Regions from separate parts of the Homo sapiens genome. Here region 1 is linked to region 2. The links are chromatin loops, found by intact Hi-C in ENCODE. Cell type or tissue: PC-9. All regions are shown on one strand. Each heading gives the region's core, and the rest is flanking DNA. Links, peaks and the distances in the headings are about the cores only.

The links. Peaks named below come from ENCODE experiments on the same cell type or tissue, not always from the same donor. Only the 100,000 strongest peaks of a DNase experiment are listed, where the experiment ranks them.
Region 1: it touches region 2 in a loop (10-fold over the local background); 6 of 110 quality-filtered maps call a loop at or near these places.

The regions. Positions count from the first base shown.
Region 1 is chr12:6,291,311-6,299,310 of GRCh38, reverse strand. LOC105369625 (a long non-coding RNA gene) reads left to right here and starts at 3,904. Exons shown (of 5, transcript XR_001748979.2): 1 at 3,904-4,060; 2 at 6,102-6,212. RefSeq lists an enhancer at 3,158-3,658 and a silencer at 5,712-5,922. In PC-9, for the core only: no CTCF peak of the experiment used is centred there; DNase peaks (open chromatin) are centred at 2,950, 3,950, 4,700 and 6,530; H3K4me3 peaks cover 425 bases; H3K27ac peaks cover 4,893 bases.
Region 2 is chr12:6,211,042-6,221,507 of GRCh38, reverse strand. The region is part of intron 1 of CD9 (CD9 molecule); the gene reads right to left. Among named protein-coding and RNA genes, the nearest start is that of CD9, 16 kb to the right of the region's middle. RefSeq lists silencers at 1,951-2,245, 6,031-6,325 and enhancers at 2,257-3,129, 2,360-3,559, 5,650-6,153, 6,154-6,655, 6,656-7,159 and 1 more. In PC-9, for the core only: no CTCF peak of the experiment used is centred there; DNase peaks (open chromatin) are centred at 2,877, 5,277, 6,247, 6,677 and 1 weaker place; H3K4me3 peaks cover 1,607 bases; H3K27ac peaks cover 7,826 bases.

The DNA.
Region 1 (8,000 bases), core at 1-8,000, 79 kb before region 2:
ATCCCAACACATCTTCTTAACTTCACATTTTGCCCTTTACAAAAATATATATAGGACAGAGAAGACACGAAGACCTACAAGAGGTTTGTGGTGATTTCATTAAACGAAGACTTGCCCACACTGATATTATTATTTATTTTTTAAAATTTTATTTCAGTAGATTTTGGGGAACAGGTGGTGTTTGGTTACCTGGATAAGTTCTTTAGTGGTAGTTTCTGAGATTTTGGTATACTCATCACCTGAGCAGTGTACACTGTACACTTTTATCCCTCACCCTCTCCCACCCTTCCCCCTGAGTCCCCAAAGTCCATCATATCATTCTTATGCCTTTGCACCCTCATAGCTTAGCTCCCACTTATAAGTGAGAACATACGATGTTTGGTTTTCCATTCCTGAGTTACTTCACTTAGAATCATGGTCTCCAACTCCATAATATATATCACATTTTCTTTATCCACTCGGTTCAACTCAAACCGATGTTATGAAGCATCCTTTCTTCGGGGCCATGAAGCTTTTACGCTCCAAGCATTCTATCTTAAAATTTGGGAAAGTTGAGAGGTCGTGTGGTGCCTGAAGTGTTCTATGTGGCATGGGTTATTATTATGATTGTTCTTAAGAGAGCCACCTGCCTGGCCTCCCATAGTGCTGGGATTACAGGCATGAGCCGCCACGCCTGACCAGCGTGGATTATTTCTTAACGCACCCCCTTCCTCTACAAAAGTTATTTTCAGCAATAATCATGAATTGAAGTTTTCATATTGGCCCTCATAAAACAAAAATATTACAACTTGTAATTTGCCTTCTATCTCACTGCTTTTTTTTTTTTTTGATCACTGAAACCTCCGCCTCCTGGGTTCAAGTAGGTCTCATGCCTCAGCCTCCCGAGTAGCTGGGATTACATGCGTGCGCCACCATGCCCAGCTAATTTTTGTATTTTTAGTACAGACAGGGTTTCGCCATGTGGGCCAGGCAGGTCTTGAACTCTTGGCCTCAAGTGATCCTCCCACCGTGGCCTCCCAAAGTGCTGGGATTACAGGTGTGAGCCACCACACCCGGCCTCCTTTTCACTGTTTTGAATTTTTAACACAAATACAAAGTCCAAGTAGATAAGAGAAAAATAACTCAAGTTATTCCTTTGTCTTTGCAATCAGGGCACTATCATTGTGTCTTTTGAATCTACCTTTGAAAGGCAGAGATAACGTGGTTCTGTTAGTGGAAAAAAGGGTCTTGATCCAGAGCCCAGAGGGTTCTTGGATCTCGTGCAGGAAATAACTCAAGGCGAGTCACAGAGTGCAGTAAGAAGAAAGTTTATTGAAAGCTATCCTGTTACACAGGAGGGCGTCCTCAGAAAGCCAGCAGAGGACTGCCCCGGCTTTGTTTTAAGTTTTTCTCGTATAGGGGTCTTGTCGATGTAAAGGTTAAACTAAGCTGTTTCTACATGTGGGTGAGCAGACTGCATGAGAGAGTTTATTACTCTGTTGATTTAAAGAAAACTGTCCTTGACGTTTTAGTGTGTAAGTATTAATACATCAAGGTGTAACTATGATTATCTTCAGAGCATATGTTGATACGAGTATCGGGACATGTGGACTCTCCATTGTTGTCGGAGGGTGTCTTTGTAGGCATCTTTAGACTGTTTCCTCAACTGTAAACACACCATGACTATAGGCTGTGACCAGCAAGGAGTGTGCCTTTCTAGCTTTTTGTGTGTGTGTGCCTTTCTAGTTTTAAGATGGGAGTTGATTGGCCAGGTGCTGTGGCTCATACCTATAATCTCAGCACTTTGGGAGGCCGAGTCGGGAGGATTACTTAAGACCAGGAGTTGAGACCAGCCGGGCAACACGGGGAGACCCTATCTCTAAATTAAAAAACAAAACAAAACAAAAAGATGGAGTTGAGTGTAAAATGGTGTCACTCTGGCTCTCCCAAGCTCCTGCTTCCATAGCAGCTCCACACGAACGGAGGCACTGACCAGCCAGAAGTAAGAAACACATGGAGCTGAGTCTGCGGGTGTCGGGGGCCCACTGAATAACGAGTTTTCAGCTTTCATTTCTGCATAGGAGATAATGTTATTTATCTTTTTTTTTTTTTTTTTTTTTTTGAGACTGAGTCTCACTCTGTCGCCCAGGCTGGAGTGCAGTGGCGCGATCTCGGCTCACTGCAAGCTCCGCCTCCCGGGTTCACGCCATTCTCCTGCCTCAGCCTCCCGAGTAGCTGGGATTACAGGCGCCCGCCACCACGCCCGGCTAATTTTTTGTATTTTTAGTAGAGATGGGGTTTCACCGTGTTAGGATGGTCTCCATCTCCTGACCTCATGATCCACCTGCCTCGGCCTCCCAGAGTGCTGGGATTACAAGCGTGAGCCACCTTGCCCGGCCGATAATGTTATTTAAATGCTAAGTTATAAAAACAAGTTAAATTGAAGTTCACATTTTATTTATTTATTTATTTATTTTTGAGATGGAGTCTCACTCTGTCACCCAGGCTGGAGTGCAGTGGCCTAATCTCGGCTCACTGAAACCTCTGCCTCCTAGGTTCAAGTGATTCTCCTGCCTCAGCCTCCTGAGTAGCTGAGATTACAGGCGTGCACTACCATGCCTGGCTAATTTTTGTATTTTTAGTAGAGATGGGGTTTCACCATGTTGGCCAGGCTGGTCTCGAACTCTTAACCTCGGGTGATCCACCTGCCTTGGCCTCCCAAAGTGCTGGGATTACAGGCGTGAGCCACTGTGCCCGGCCGAAGTTCACATATAATTAAAACTCAGTGGTAATGACAGCATTTATTTAGATTTAGAACTTAGACCAATAAAATACTTTTTCAGGGAGGAATGTTTTATCACTGACATTGTTTAGGATTGCTGGCCCAGGGGATAACAAAGAACTTTCGGTTGCTTACTCATTTACAATTCTCTAAGGACAATGCAGCCTCTATTCCCTGCCTTGGCGGTGGTGGGGAAACGGTTTTCACTACCCTGCTATTGCCTACCACTGATAAGAGGCCTACCTTTTTTTATAAAGTGGCGGAAGGGTGACTCGTGTCAAAAGGCTGGCGGGATGCCAGCATGAGTCCTTGGCCCCTCTCCTACTTCGTTCCTATCCTGTCCTGTTCTCCATCTTGCTGTTTGGACAGATGTTGCCATCCTGGACCTTGAGGCTGAGAGACTTGTCCGAGGGGTGGCACACCAGAAGGAGCCTAGGACCCTGGCACTTCATCAGCACTCCATGGAAAGTGCTCCGTCTTCAGACTATGTGAGGGAGAAATAAGATCTCATCTTTTCTGGGGTCTCACTCTCCCACCCAGGCTGAAGTGCGGTGGTGAGATCTCGGCTCACTGTAACCTCCGCCTCCTGGGTTCAAGCAATTCTCCTGCCTCAGCCTCCCGAGTGGCTGGGATTACAGGCGCCTGCCACCACGCCCAGCTAATTTTTGTATTTTTAGTAGAGACAGGGTTTCACCATGTTGGCCAGGCTGGTCTTGAACTCCTGACCTCAAGTTATCCACCCACCTCAGCCTCCCGAAGTGGTGGGATTACAGGCATGAGCCACCATGTCTGGCCCTCTTTTCTGAGGTTTCTGACACTTTCAGGGATCAGGGACATTTATGCCGGAGTCCTGACCTTTAAGCCGAGGTCTGAAGAATGAATAGGTATTTTGTGAGTAAGAAGAGGGAAGAGAATTTCAAGGAGTTGGGGGCTTGGGTAGGAAAGCTAAGAGCCAAGAGACCACATGGTGAGTTTGAGGAACGGAAAGAAGCTTTGGATGGGGGAGCTCAGAGTGCCAGAGTGTCTGGAATAGGAACCCCAGAAGGACTTACTTGTGCAGATGATTGATCTGTGCTCATTGGCATTACCTAACATTCTGTCTGGGAGTTCTGGGGTGCTAGGAGGTTCTCAGAGGCCAGACCAGGAAATCCAGGGCCTCACCTTCCCAGGGTTGCCCCAGGCAACCTCTGTTTGTAAAGAATCCTGTTTATTATCTACTGACTCATGGTCATCTGTGGTTGCTATGGTTCCCACCAACAATGAAGCATAAATCCATTCCTAGAGGGTGGGGTCTGCAAGGTGGGGCTGTCCTCTTCCTTTTCTGGCTCCCAGCTCCTCGCAGCTTCCCAGCCTACAGCAGCAGGGTTGGGGGGTGGGGGGGTTGGGGGAGTGTCTTTGTCTATGGAATCTCAGATGTGGGGCTCCTTGGAAGGGTGGGACAAGGAGCTCAGTGGAGTGAAGGGACAGATCTCTGCAGTCAGGGCTGGGACCACGTCCACTGAGTGAGAGAGAACCGGGCAGCTCTAAGCTGATCAGAAGCCCTGTTCCCTCTGCATAACTAGAGGAGGAGCCCAGGAGATGGAGAGAGAGAGACTCCAGGAAGAGTTAGAGCAGGATTAGGAGACCTGGCCCCTTTCTCCACCAGGGACAAGCAGAGTTTGTTCCCCAAAGTGGTGGCAGATACATAAATGTGAAGCTGGGAGAGGCAGTTGTTTGGCAACAGGCAGAGATGTATATATGTTGTATAAAGGAACCAAGAGAAAGGGAAGCTAGAGGGACAGGTGGACTTTGGAAAGATTATTTCATTTCACACATTTGCACAAAGTCTTATAGGTTACAAAGCATTTGTGCATCTATTTTCTCATTTGCTTGTCACAGAAGCCCTGTGAGGAAGCCAGGGCAAGAAATATCAATCCATTTGAAAATGAGTAAACACTGGCTTATAAAGGTTGCTTAACACAGCCAAGGTCAAAAACAGGACTAGAATTTAGAGCTCCTGGCTCATAGTTCAGTGCTTTCTTTAAACTTTTTTTTTTTTTTTTTTTTTTTTAACAGAGATGGGTCTCTCTGTGTTGCCCAGGCTTGTCTTTAACTCTTAGACTCAAGCAATTCTCCTGCCTTGGCTTTCCAAAGTGTTGGGATTACAGGCTTGAGCCACCACACCTGGCCCAGTGCTCACTCTTTCTTTTCTCTCTTTCTCTCTCTCTCTCTTTCTTTTTTGACAGAGTCTTGAGTCACCACACGTGGCCCAGTGCTCGGTCGCTCCTTCCTTCCTTCCTTCCCTCCCTCCTTCCCTCCCTCCTTCCCTCCTTCCTTCCCTCCTTCTTTCCTTTCTTCCTTCCTTCCCTCCTTCTTTCCTTCCTTTCTCTCTCTCTCTCTCTCTCTCTCTTTCTTTCTTTCTTTTTTTCAGAGTCTTGCTCTGTCACCCAGACTGGAGTGCAATGGCAGGATCTCGGCTCACTGCAACCTCCACCTTCTGGGTTCAAGCAATTCTCCTGCCTCAGCCTCCCAAGTGGCTGGGATTACAGGCACCTGCCACCACGCCCAGCTAATTTTTTTGTATTTTTAGTAGAGATAGGGTTTCACCATGTTGGCCAGACTGGTCTCGAACTCCTAACCTCAGGTGATCCACCCGTCTCGGCCTCCCAAAGTGCTGGGATTACAGGTGTGAGCCACCACGCCTGGCCACCCAGTGCTCTTTCTATCAAATAAATGTCTCAAACTTGGGCTTTCGTGGGTCATTTTAATGGGTGTTTAATACACACAAAGTGCCAAAATTTTGGGTCAACTTAAAAAATTGTCAGCTAGGCGCCACCAGTGGGTCATGCCTGTAATCTGTGTGCTTTGGGAGGCCAAGGTAGGCAGACCACTTGAGGTCAGGAGTTCGTGACCAGCCTGGCCAATATGGCAAAACCCCATCTCTACTAAAAATACAAAAATTAGCCGGGCATTGTGGTGGGCGCCTGTAATCCCAGCCACTTGAGAGGCTGAGGTGGGAGAACCACTTGAACCCGGGAGGCGAAGGTTGCAGTGAGCCAAGATCATGCCACTGCACTCCAGCTTGGGTGATAGAGTGAGATCCTGTCTTGGAAAAAAAAAAAAAATTGTCACTGCTGGTGTGGTGGTGCACCACCTGTGGTCCCAGTTGCCTGCAGAGGCTGAGGTGGTCGGATTGCTTGAGCCTGGGAGGTCAAGGCTGCAGTAAGCTATGATGACACCACTGCACTCCAGCCTGGGCATCAGAACAAGACCCTGTCTCAGAAGAAATTTTGTCTCAAATTTTAAAATAATGTATTAAAACACGAAAAAAGTAACAACAGTGTCTCTGTTTTAAATCAAGGAGAAGGACATTGTCATCTTCATTAGATTGTTTATATTCAGCTTGGTGTCAGACTACTGTGGTGGACATTCTTGGGGAAGGTGATTTGCCACACCACCAGGAACTACATCTGTAAGTACACTACATTCAAAATTTGGAAGATTGTTTTAACCCTGGGTGATGGTGGAAAATAGATTTCTTATCCAACCTTTGGCTTCGTTGGAAAGTACTTCATGTTCTGATGTTGAATTTCAACTGTTTTTTTATTGTGGTAAAATATACATAACATGAAGTTTACCTTTTAATCTCAGTGGTTTTAAAATATACTCAATAATATGTTTTTGATTTCTTTCTAAAAAAAAATCCAATGTTGGGAAATAGTAAAGCGTTGATGTTGCAACTGTGCCAGAGTTCTAAGTTCAAGAAATCCTGGTATTTTATTTCTAACATTAAGGTTGTAAAATGCTGGTCCTGAGTCATAGGTTCTGGTGTGTCACTAAGATACACTACTTGAACAAACCCTTTGCAATTAGATGAATGCTCTTCGTTAGCATATCAATGTCACAAAGTGTCATCCTGCATTTAGAAAAACTTGTGTGATGGAAAGGAAAAAGTAAAACTATCTCTGTTTGCAAATGACGTGATATTATATATAGAAAACCCTAAGGAATCTACAAAAATAATTAGAATCTACAAAAAATAATTAGAGCTATAAAACAGTTCAGCAGAGTTGCAGGATACAAGATCACTTACATTACTAGTTCCGGGCTCTTCTATGTACAAAAATCAGTTGCATTTCTATGCACTAGCAATGAATAACCTGAAAATGAAATTAAGAAGACCGTCTGCTTAGAATAGTATCAAAATGAATAGAATACTTAGGAATAAGCGTTTTTTTTTTTTTTTTTTTTTTTTTTTCTGGAGACGGAGTCTCACTCTTTCGCCCAGGCTGGAGTGCAGTGGAACCATCTCGGCTCACTGCAAACTCTGCCTCCCGGGTTCACGCCATTCTCCTGCTTCAGCCTCCCAAGTAGCTGGGACTGCAGGTGCCCGCCACCACGCCTGGCTAATTTTTTGTATTTTTAGTAGAGATAGGGTTTCACTGTGTTACCCACAATGGTCTCAATCTCCTGACCTCGTGATCCACCCGCCTCAGCCTCCCAAAGTGCTGGGATTACAGGCGTGAGCCACTGCGCCCTGCCAGGAATAAATTTAACCAAAGAAATGCAATAATTGTACACTGAAAAATATTGTTGAAAGAAATTAAACAAGGTCTAAATAAAATCAAAGGACAGCCTATGTTTATTGTCTAAAAACTTAATATTGTTAAGATGTTGATACCAAATTTATCTACAGATTCAATGCAATCTCTATAGAAACTGTCCCCCCAAACCCCAGAAATGGACACGCTGATCCTAAAATTCATACAGAATTGCATGGGACCTAAAATAAACAAAACAAACTTGAAAAAGAACACAGTTAAAGGATTCATACTTCCTAATTTTCAAAACTTACTACAAAGCTACTGTAATCAAGACGATGTGATATTGGCATAAGGATAGATAAACAGACGGATGGAACAGAATCCAGTCCACACACCGACAGAACAGAATCCAGTCCACACACGGACGGGAATAGAATCCAGTCCACACACGGACGGGAATAGAATCCAGTCCACACACCGACGGAACAGGATCCAGTCCACGCGCCGACGGAAGAGGATCTAGTCCACACGCCAACGGGAATAGAATCCCGTCCACACACCGACGGAACAGAATCCAGTCCATGCACCGACGGAACAGGATTCAGTCCACGCACCGACGGGAATAGAATCCAGTCCACACACCGACAGAACAGAATCCAGTCCACACACGGACGGGAATAGAATCCAGTCCACACACCGACGGAACAGGATCCAGT
Region 2 (10,466 bases), core at 1,212-9,211:
ATGCTGACCATGTAATTTCTTCGATGGCTGCCCCACCCCAGCCTATCATCCCAGGAGCAGAGCAGGTTTGATGCGGATGCTGAATGAGACAGTGCCCTGTTCCCAGGGCTCTGGAGAGAGGATGGCAACCTGTAGTATGCCCAGCTGGTCGGGCGGGGATGCGGGGATGCAGGAGAGAGCCCATAGCTTCTACTCCCAGCTCGCGGCCCTGCCCATGGTTTCCTCTTTTGTTTCCAAGAAAAGCCAAATGGAAACATTCTGGTTTTGCTGGGAAAAGCTCCTTTGCTATCTGGCCAAAAAATGGTTCCATCCCTTTGAGAGGGCCGAGAGGAAAAGGGTCATTTTTTCCCATTGTTTTACTGGAAATTTCTTCGTTTCTTCACTGGTGCTAGGCCCTGAGAAAAACATGAGCCAAACCTCAACTGAGCACAGTCTACAAAATACTTGCCTAGCACTTCTCTCCAAACTGTCAAGGTCATGGAAAACAAGGAAAGACAGAAACTGTCACAGCCCAGAGAAGACTGAGGGGGCATGACAACTGTCCTGTGGTGTCCTGGATAGGACCCTGGAACAGAAATAGGACGTTACATGAAAAACTAGTGAAATCCGACTAAGTCCAGAGCTCAGTTAACAGAATGTACCAACGGTGGTTTCCTAGTTGTGACAAATGAAACACAGTAATATGAGATGGTACAATAGGGGAAACTGGGGAGGAGGATGAGGGAATTCTCTACACTATCTCTGCAACTTTTCTGTAGATCTAAAATTATTCTAAAACAAAGTGTATAAAACAATAATAAAGAAGCAGGGGTCTCTCTCTTTCAAAGCTTCCTGTCTCCTTCAAGAACCTGCTCCACTAATTAACCTCTTTCCTGACTATGCAGGTCTGCCTCTGCCACTTTTTTGACCTTTGCGAAGACACAGACAGGTCTCCCTAACCTAAAAATCCAAACAGAAGAAAACCAGAAATAGAACCCTTTTTTTCTTCAACCTCGCAGCTCCTTCAGGGTGCTCTCTGCTTTCCTTTCACCCCTGAGCTGGCGTCTTAACCACCTCCAAGTCCTCACTGGCTCGTCACTGCATCTCTCCCAACCCGAAAGGGGTGGTGAGTCTTAAGACTTTTGCTGAATCCTTATGTCTTGGGATCCCACAGCAGCTGACACCACTGAACCCTGCCTCCTCCTTGTCTGCTCCTTAGATGCAATCTCTCCAAGTTTCCCGAGTTCAGCCTCGTGCATTGTGCCTCTGCTAGTACAAGTCCCTCTTAGAATGCTGTCGTGATCGCCTAAGCCAAGCCTGCTGCTTCCCCACCCATTTCCTCCCATTCCTCCCATGCAAATGGCAAATGCAACCCCTGAGCAAGCCAAGCACGTGAGCAGGCCAGTGTCGCATCCATCCTGTCCTCTCCAGCATCCATGCTCCACACTCTCTGCCCTTCCTCTATCTGGGGTTTGCCTCCCATCTCAGCAGAGCACAAGCTCCTTGAGGTCCAGGGGACCTCTGAGTCATTCTTTTATCTCCTTTGCCCCATCCATGCTTTGGACGGATGGTCATTAGTAAGTAATTACTCCATAAATGAATGACTACTTCAGTGAAAAAGTATTTGAAATCCACCCAGATCTCCTCTCCTGTGTCCTCTTCATTTGGACCAGCTTCCTTTCCCATCAGGCCTTTTATCCAGATCCATCTTCAAATGTCTCACAAGAGTCAGAAACCACAAAGAGGCCAGGCGCAGTGGCTCTTGCCTGTCATCCCAGCACTTTGGGAGGCCGAGGCGGGCGGATCATGAGGTCAGGAGATGGAGACCATCCTGGCTAACATGATGAAACCCTGTCTCTACTAAAAATACAAAAAATTAGCCGGGCGTGGTGGCGGGTGCCTGTAGTACCAGCTACTTGGGAGGCTGAGGCAGGAGAATGGAGTGAACCCGGGAGGCGGAGCTTGCAGTGAGCCGAGATCACGCCACTGTACTCCAGCCTGGGCGACAGAGCAAGACTCCATCTCAAAAGAAAAAAAAAAGAAACCACAAAGAACAATTATTTGCCCAGAGTAAATACTAAGGAAGCCCCATTAAGGTTGGTTGGGGAATATTTGGGGAATGACAACAATTTCCCTTTCTGTTGGTGAAGCATGTCCCAATGTGACTTACAGGCAAATCCTTATACAGACTTTGGAAAACCAAGTTTACAAAAAGCCCATGCAGGCCGGGTGCGGTGGCTCATGCCTGTAATCCCAGCACTTTGGGAGGCCAAGGCAGGCGGATCACTTGAGGTCAGGAGTTTGAGACCAGCCTGGCCAACATGGTGAAACCCCGTCTCTACTAAAACTACAAAAATTAGCCGGGCGTGGTGGTGTGTGCCTGTAGTCCCAATTACTTGGGAGGCTGAGGCAGGAGAATCACTTGAACCCGGGAGCCAGAGGTTGCAATGAGCGGAGATTGAGCCACTGCACTCCAGCCTGGGTGACACAGCGAGACTCCATCTCCAAAAATAAAAACAACAAAAAAACAACCCATGCATTGCTGTCCTCGGTCTTTATCTGCAACTCTGCCAGCACCCCCATCCCTCAAAGAAGTCCAGTCAAACACTCTTATGTTTGACGAACACAGGTAAGCTGGTCACCTGGGGCTTATGTGAGCCTCAGGAGACATGAGAACCCAAGAGTGCCCCAAACTCAGGCCCACAATGAATGGTGTCCTGGTCATCCCTTGCCACACCCACTCACCACTGAGAGCACAATTCACCCAAGGCTCCCACGCAAAGATGAGAATTTCAGTGACTCACACTGCAAAATCTTGCTGCAGGGACAGGTTCAGAAATCTTACACTGAAACACACACCTGGAGTTACAGGAAACATTTCCAATTTCAAAGGAGGATTAAACAAAAAACATCAAAGTGTAACGGAGCTTAGGGGCACCTGGCTGCTCTGGGGACTCTATGCCAAGTGTGCAAAACCAGTTCCAGTTAGAACCTGGGGAGGTTCGTATGTACAGCCTGGCCTCCTGATGGAAATTCTTGAAGTAGGTGTGCTGAAAAAGAGGAGGTAACCCAGAGGAAGAGGAAAAGAGCAGTGGGTTGAACGTGGTTTCAGTGTGGGGGAGGGCATACTGCATGCCACTCCCCGGGTGGGAGAAGCCAAGTTTGCCTATGGGACAAATCCTACTGCAAAGAAAAATCCTTTGTGGTCAAACAAACTGGGTGCTCTTGGCGTGGGCCCCCTTTTCCTCCAGGTCCCATCTTCTGTAATATGTACTGACTGGCCATACACTTTTTTTTTTTTGAGACAGGGTCTCACTCTGTCACCCAGGCTGGAGTGCAGTGGTATGACCATGGCTCACTGCAGCCTCGACCTCTCTAGGCTCAGATGATCCTCCCACCTCAGCCTCCTGAGTAGCTGGGACTACAGGTGTGCACCACCACGCCCAGCTAATTTTTAAAAATTATTTGTAGAGATGAAGTTTCCCCATGTTGTCCAGGCTGGTCTCGAACTCCTGGGCTCAGGAGATCCACCCAGCTTGGCCTCTCAAAGTGCTGGGATTACAAGCATGAGCCACTGTACCCAGCCCATTTTTTAAAAAGGACAAAATATTTGTTATGCTTCCTCTATTCAGCTGCCTTGGAAAGCCCAGAAAGTGGAGAGCAGATCATTGCTCACAGTGATTTCTTGCTGAGGATGCCTTGGCCTTGAGGTGGCCATATCTACCACTTTGGGAGGGGTTGGAGGTGGGCAGTGGTGAGTGGATGGAGTCCAGGAAGGAGGGAGAACTTTCTTCCCAACTTCCCATTGTCCTCCTGGAAAAGCAATGGCTACTTGGTTACTCTGCTGAGCCCATGGTCAAAATGATACACAATTTTCAACAAGGGACAGGTGGCTTAATAGAAAGAATAGTGAGCTGCTGCCTGCACAGCTGTGCCACCTAGGGCCTGCTTCTTTATGGGGTGGGCATCAGAATCATCTGGGAAAATACTTGTTTTTTTGAGACAGGTCTCAATCTGTCACCCAGGCTGGAGTACAGTGGCACAATCTTGGCTCACTGCAACCTCTGCTTCCCGGGCTCAAGCGATCCTCCTACTTCAGTCTCTCAAGTAGCTGGCACCACAGGTGGAAGCCACCATACATGGCTAATTTTTTTTTTTCTTATTTTTTTTGTAGAGACAGGGTTTCACCGTGTTGCTCAGGCTGGTCTTGAACTCCTGAGCTCAAGCAATCCACCCACCTTGGCCTCCCAAAGCTTGGGATTACAGGTGTGAGCCATGGCACCCAGCCTACCTGGGGGATTTCTAAACATGCACCTGCCTCAGCAATCCCAGGGGACTCTTTGTGCTCCCAGGGATTCTATTGCACGCCTCTGTTGAGAATGACTGGACTGTGATGGATATAAACTTGGGCTCTAATTCTGGCACTGCTACCTAGGAGCTCTCTGACACTACACACTTTCCTCAGCTTCTCTGAACGTTACAGTCCTCGTTTGTGGAAAAAAAACAGTATGATACCTGTCCTGCCTTCAACGTAGGTTGAAGGAGAGGATTAAATAAAGTGATGCATGTAAAACATTCTGAAAACTGTGAAGTGTTACAGCCAGCCGGATTCCATAGGGAAAAAAAATGACAATAATAATAAACCCTGAGAAAGACGTGAGGTGACACTGGGTCAATTCATGGGCCCTCTGTGGACGGCTGTTGTGTCCTCCTGTGATCGGAGAAGGCGGCTGGGTGGCAGCGGGGGAATTTAGGACACTGGGGTTCTGTTTCCTGGTTTGTGTGGGAGTCTGTGTGAGCGCTGGGTAGTGGAGGAAAATGGATAAACTTATCTGCTTCACACCTGCAAACTGCCATCCAGAGCTCCACTAAGACTGGATGGGAATGGCCAAAGGAAAGTGGGGAAGGAAGGCTAAAGGGAGACTGTTGGCTCAGATTTTAGGCTTCTGTCCTTCCTTGGATCACAAACTGCTTCCGTGGGCAAATTAACCCTGCTGAAAGGAGTTATTACAGCAGCAGATAACAGAGAGAGAGGGGATTTTCCTGGGTTGGGCAGGAGAGGAAACCTTGGCCTCTTTATCACCCTCCTTCAATAAGATGCTTGTCAGCCCTGGTTTTTGTTTTTGTCATCTACTAAACTTGGGAGAGCATTAGTCATAGTTGTCCATAGCACCCAGGAAGTAAGCAACACACCAAATACTGGGGATGCAAGTTTCCCACACCAGCAGTTTTCCAGGCCCCAAAATACCAGTCACGCTTTAAGAAAGCCACAGAAGTGGAGATAGGCCCTCCCTCTTCGCACAGACTTCAACATTTAAAAACAAGTCAGGCCACCCAGACCTGTGGGCTCTGGGCCTCGCCCATCTCCATGGCAACCCTTGGCTCACTACTGCATGCCAAGCCTTGGATGGGCTGATTCACTCCTCAGGAAGCCGGGCCAGGCAGTGCCAGCAAGAACAAACAGGATCCCGATGCCCACAGCCTCCTCCAACCCTCTCTGTGTCCTCCTCTCCCACCTCCAAATGAAGGCTGGGGCTGTTGTCTTTGGAAGGGCAAAGCCACTTGGGCAGGACTAGAGGCTTTGGGGTGCTCCCTTATCCAGCTCCACCACACAGTAAACACCGGGAACAAGAAAACCAAAACTCCGCTGTAATCAGCAGAAGAAATTGCCACGACTTGCTCTCCTTAAGCGTCCCAACTAAACTACTGTAATAGCTCATGGCGGAATTTCTAGATGACAACAGGGCATATTACTAACTTTAGTTTTACTACAGCCAAGTTGAAAAGCCCCAGAGATCACAGCCCTAGAGAACCAGAACTCCCTTTTGTAGGTATGACTGGTTGGTCAGGCGCATCCTGGGGGCCATCTCTCCTCTCCAGACAACTTCTGCTCTTGGGACTTCTACCGAGCCACTGTCTGAAGGCAGTGCTCAAACCTTCAGAAATTCTTATCTTCAAAGGCAACCCAGGAAACTCTTCTCTATGCCAGTCCAGCAGCTCTCGAAATGACCCCAGACCAGCAGCAGGATGACCCAGGAACCTGGACATGCAAATTCGCAGTTCCCTCCTAGACTCACTCAGTGAAACTGGAGTGGGACTGGGCCGGCACTCTGTTTTCCAACACCTCCCCAGGTGACTCTCATCACGCTCAAGTTTAAGAACCACTACTCTAGGCCTTCATTTACACACCAATAATCAGGAAGGACAGAGAAAAGCTCTCTCTGGGGGTTCTGAATCCAGAGAATAGCTTTCTAAATGCCAGTGCCGAAAAGCCTGAAGGCATGGATGGGAGGTGTGAGCTTCCTCTGAGCTGGAGGTGCTTTGTGTGTGTTAGGGAGAGCTCACTGCCCAGCCCCACGAGGGAGCAGGACTGGCACCTACTACTTTACACTCCGATCTGGAGAGTGGGGCATTTGGGGGCTCAAATGCTTTGACCAGCACTGTGAGCCACGGGGAGGGAACCTGGGGTCACCCTGGAAATGCGGCATTGTGACCATTAAGGGTGAGGATGCAGAGAGGTGGGAAGGCAGGAAGAGGTAAGAAAGGAGAGAGAACGGCTGGACAACTCTGTGCTGAACCCACTGAGCCAGGAAGTCATGGTAAAGGGCTCAAGTTGGAACCTGCGTTTGGCTCCCAAATGCACATCCACCACCCAGGCCCTGCCTGCGTGAACTCTCCTCTGGTAACAGGCCCTGGTGACTCAGTGGGCCCGTGAGAGGCTCCCACAACCTGCAGCAGGGCACTCCTGGTAAGAACCTCCCCCCTGAATTCTGCAGCCGGCTGTGCTCCCTAGGCCAGCTCGCTGTTATGCATGAGACTGGACTTCTCCTCAAACCTCCCCGAACTCTAGAAAAACAATTTTTTAAAAGAATACACTCAGAGGCTGATGGTCAGGCCTCTGACCTGACCTAGCACTTTGGGAGGCTGAGAGGGGGGCGGAATGCTTGAGCTCAGGAGTTGGAGACCAGCCTGGGCAATATGGTAAAACCCAGTCTCTACTAAAAAATACAAAAACTTAGCTGGGAATGGTGGCACACGCCTGTAGTTCCAGCTACTTGGGGGGCTGAGGAAGGAGGATGGCTTAAATCCAGGAGGTCAAGGCTGCAGTGAGTTGACACTGCGCCACTGCACTCCAGCCTGGGTGACAGAGACCCCATCTCAAAAAAAAAAAAAAAAAAAAAAAAGAGGCTAATGGTCAAGTTGCAGGTTGTCTAGCTTAGGGAAAATAACACCACAGTAGCAATTTAACAGTAGAAGTTACTATGTACAAGGACCCACGCCCCCGACACATTACAGGAGGTGGTTTATGTACAGTCTCTCACTGAATCCTCTCATCACCCTCATTTTATGGATGAATCAGGCTCAGAGATTTTAAGCAACTGACTCAAAAAGACACAGCCAGGAAGAGGCAGAGCTCAGATGGAACCAGCTCCACATAGACGACTCAAAGCTATGCTCTTCTCGATGCACGGTGCTTCCTCACTGGCCAGGGGGTGACTGGGAAAGATGTGAATCCCTGAGAAATTTTCTTGGGGGACAAGTGGGAGGCTTGGACGTGTTGAATTTGGCAAAATGCTCTGACTTAAGCCTTAACCTGGTGACAGGGTTTCCCTGCCTGCTGCAGCTTGACAACAGATGCTTTCAATTTGGGGTGTTGACCCTAGCCCTGGTGGGGGCCAAGAGGGAGGGAGGGAAGATGCTGGCCCGTAGCTTCTCCCTTGGGTTTGTTCTCTCCCGCCATTGAGGCTGGGAGAGGTGGTGGTCCCTGGGAAGCTGCACCCTCAGGCGCTACCTTCCTTCCACTTCCTACCCCTGGTGTCTACACAAGCAATGGTGACCGTGGCTCTGCATCTCTCTGGGACCTGGTTTCTGGGTGTAGGTGTTCTAGGTGTCCAGAAAATTCTACATACGAAGAATCAACTTCCTTTTGGAAGGCACAAGGAGTGAACTGAAGGAGAGGCATTGAGGCCACCCTTCTTGGTGTGGACATGAAGTAGATTTTCCTTCAATTTCCATTGTAAATTAATTTCCAAGTTGAGCTCCACAAAGCGAGTCTCTGCCAATGGGGCATTCTTACAGGCGCTTCCAGCAAAGTGCAAAACTGATTCCCTTCTTTATCCGTCTTCCCCAAACTGGGGAAGTCTCAGAAATGAGTGTTTTATAGACAGGTGGAAAGATACGTCCTCCAATTCGTGTTCGAGAGGGAGAAAGACTGGAGGTAAATTTCAGCATTGACTGATCTTGTGTGATGTGGTTTCATGAACTGAAGTGAGAAGATATGGATGAATGTGAACACTTAGACAACCTCAATCTGTGAAAAATGTTAAGGAGAGGTACCAGTAGCAGCAACTACAGCAACAGCAGCAGAAGCTAACACAGAAGCTCTGCCTGTGAGCCAGGCCCATATAATAGCTTTACATTAAATATCCCCTTAGTCCCAGTAACAATCGTAAGACGCTGGTTGTGTTATTACCTTCATTACACAGATAAGGAAAGTAAGGCTTAAGGAGAGTGACTAATTTGCTGTCTCCCCACGGGAATCAGCGTTTCTATCAAGACAACTCCTTGCCCGCTCCTGGCCCACTCCCCCCAACCCCAGCAATGTCCCTGGGTCATAAATGGCCCCTGCTATTATATGTCACTCTTTTATACCATAAGGGCAGGCTGGGGAGAGGGGTCCACACATACACTTAAACCCAACATTCCATGACAAGCTGGGTCCCTGGGGAGGCCAACTTCTGCCTTCTGTGGCCATTTAGTGCTCTAGACACTGAGATGATTATGGTACCTACCCCACAACCCATACAATTCAACATAAAAAAAGTTGAACTTGTAAGATAAAGCTCAAAAAAAGTGCCTATTTCCCTGGATTCCTTGAGCTGCCTGCATTGTTGGTGCCCTAAGCACATGCTTAGCCTGCCTACTGACTCTGTGGCCTCCCTTTCCAGGGGTGCTAGTGCAGCTGGGGGGCTCCTGGGTGGAAGGGTGAAGGTGGCCCTAGACAGCTACAGCCTGGGGGTGCCACCACCTTGCTATGCCTGGCTCGTTGTGTGTAAATGTTCGAGCCTGGCCTCAGGCTGGTGCAGGCCATTACTTTACAAGAGAACATTCCCTGTGGGAGCAACAGTAATGCAATGCATGAGAGGTTTCCCAGGGAGGAGACTAGAATTACACTACAAGGCCCTGCTGCCCCTTCTGATTCTTAGTGGGCTGCCTTAGAGCCTGAGAGCTAGTTAGAATCATCCCTGTGAGAGATGAAGAAACAGGCTCCGAGAGGTAAAGCGACTTGCCCGTGGTCACAGAGCAGGCATGAGTGACCCAGCTGTCAGCACTCTTCCTCTGACGGTGCACAGCACATGCCATGCAGAGATCGGTTACTTGCTGACCTGTCTCCTCCCTGATAGAAGGGAGACAGCTTGGTCCCCTCTCCAGGGTGTGGCAGAGGATGAGGAACTCCGTAAGCTTTTTCTCAGCATATCTTTCTGGAAATTAGGCAGCTACCTGGTCTGAACAAGTTCGAGTTGAGAAATCTTCCCTCCTTTCAAGGACAAAGTCAGCATCATTTAAAAACCTGGAGCCCTTCCTCTGCCCTGGAGAGGAGAAAAGCTTCAGTGAAGTGTACTGGCGTTAGGATGTTGGGGCTGATTGGGAGGGAGGCCCCAGCCCAAGGTAACCTCTTTCTAAACAAGAAATCCCATTTCAAGTTTCCACTGCCTGCTTGCCAGACGCGTAGCATACACTGGCCAGCCCATAAATCCCTTTTCCACTGAAAGCAGGCATTCTGATCTTAACCAAAATCATCTGATGTGGGGGATTGTTTTGGATGTTTTGCTTTAAATTCCAGAATACCACACATTTGTTTTCCGTTGTGTATGCCTCGCCGAGCTGTCTGGCGATGACTGCACACACTCTTGCTGACACACTCTAGCCACTTGCAGCAGCTTGCTCTCATTCCATCTGCAGAGTTGGCCGCCACGTGCGTGCGTGGCCCTGAGTGGTGGGAGATGCTCCTTCCTTGACAGTTTTCAAGCAATGCCAGGTGGTGCCTGGAGTGGCAGGGTCGGCTAAAAGCACTTCCGGCACCGCTTGGTGGAACGGCCCTCCTGCTCCAACATGGGATCTTGCAAACCCCAAGCCAGCAAGGGAGGCCAAGATCCCCAAACTCTTGTCTAACCTATCAACCTGCCCTACCCCTCTGCCAGGAGCTCCTTCTTCATATTAGGTCACCTAATTACTAGCAGCAAGTACTCAAATATTTGCTATCTATGTTCCACAACCCCACCCTAAGCACTTCTCCAGAACTATTTAGTTTTCAGAATAGGCCCACCAAAGAGGTAATATTGTCTTCTATTTTTTAGATGAAAAAACTGGGGCACAAAAGTTAAGTTGCTCGGGCCGGGCACGGTGGCTCAAGCCTGTAATCCCAGCACTTTGGGAGGCCAAGGCGGGAGGATCACAAGGTCAGGAGTTCAAGACCAGCCTGGCCA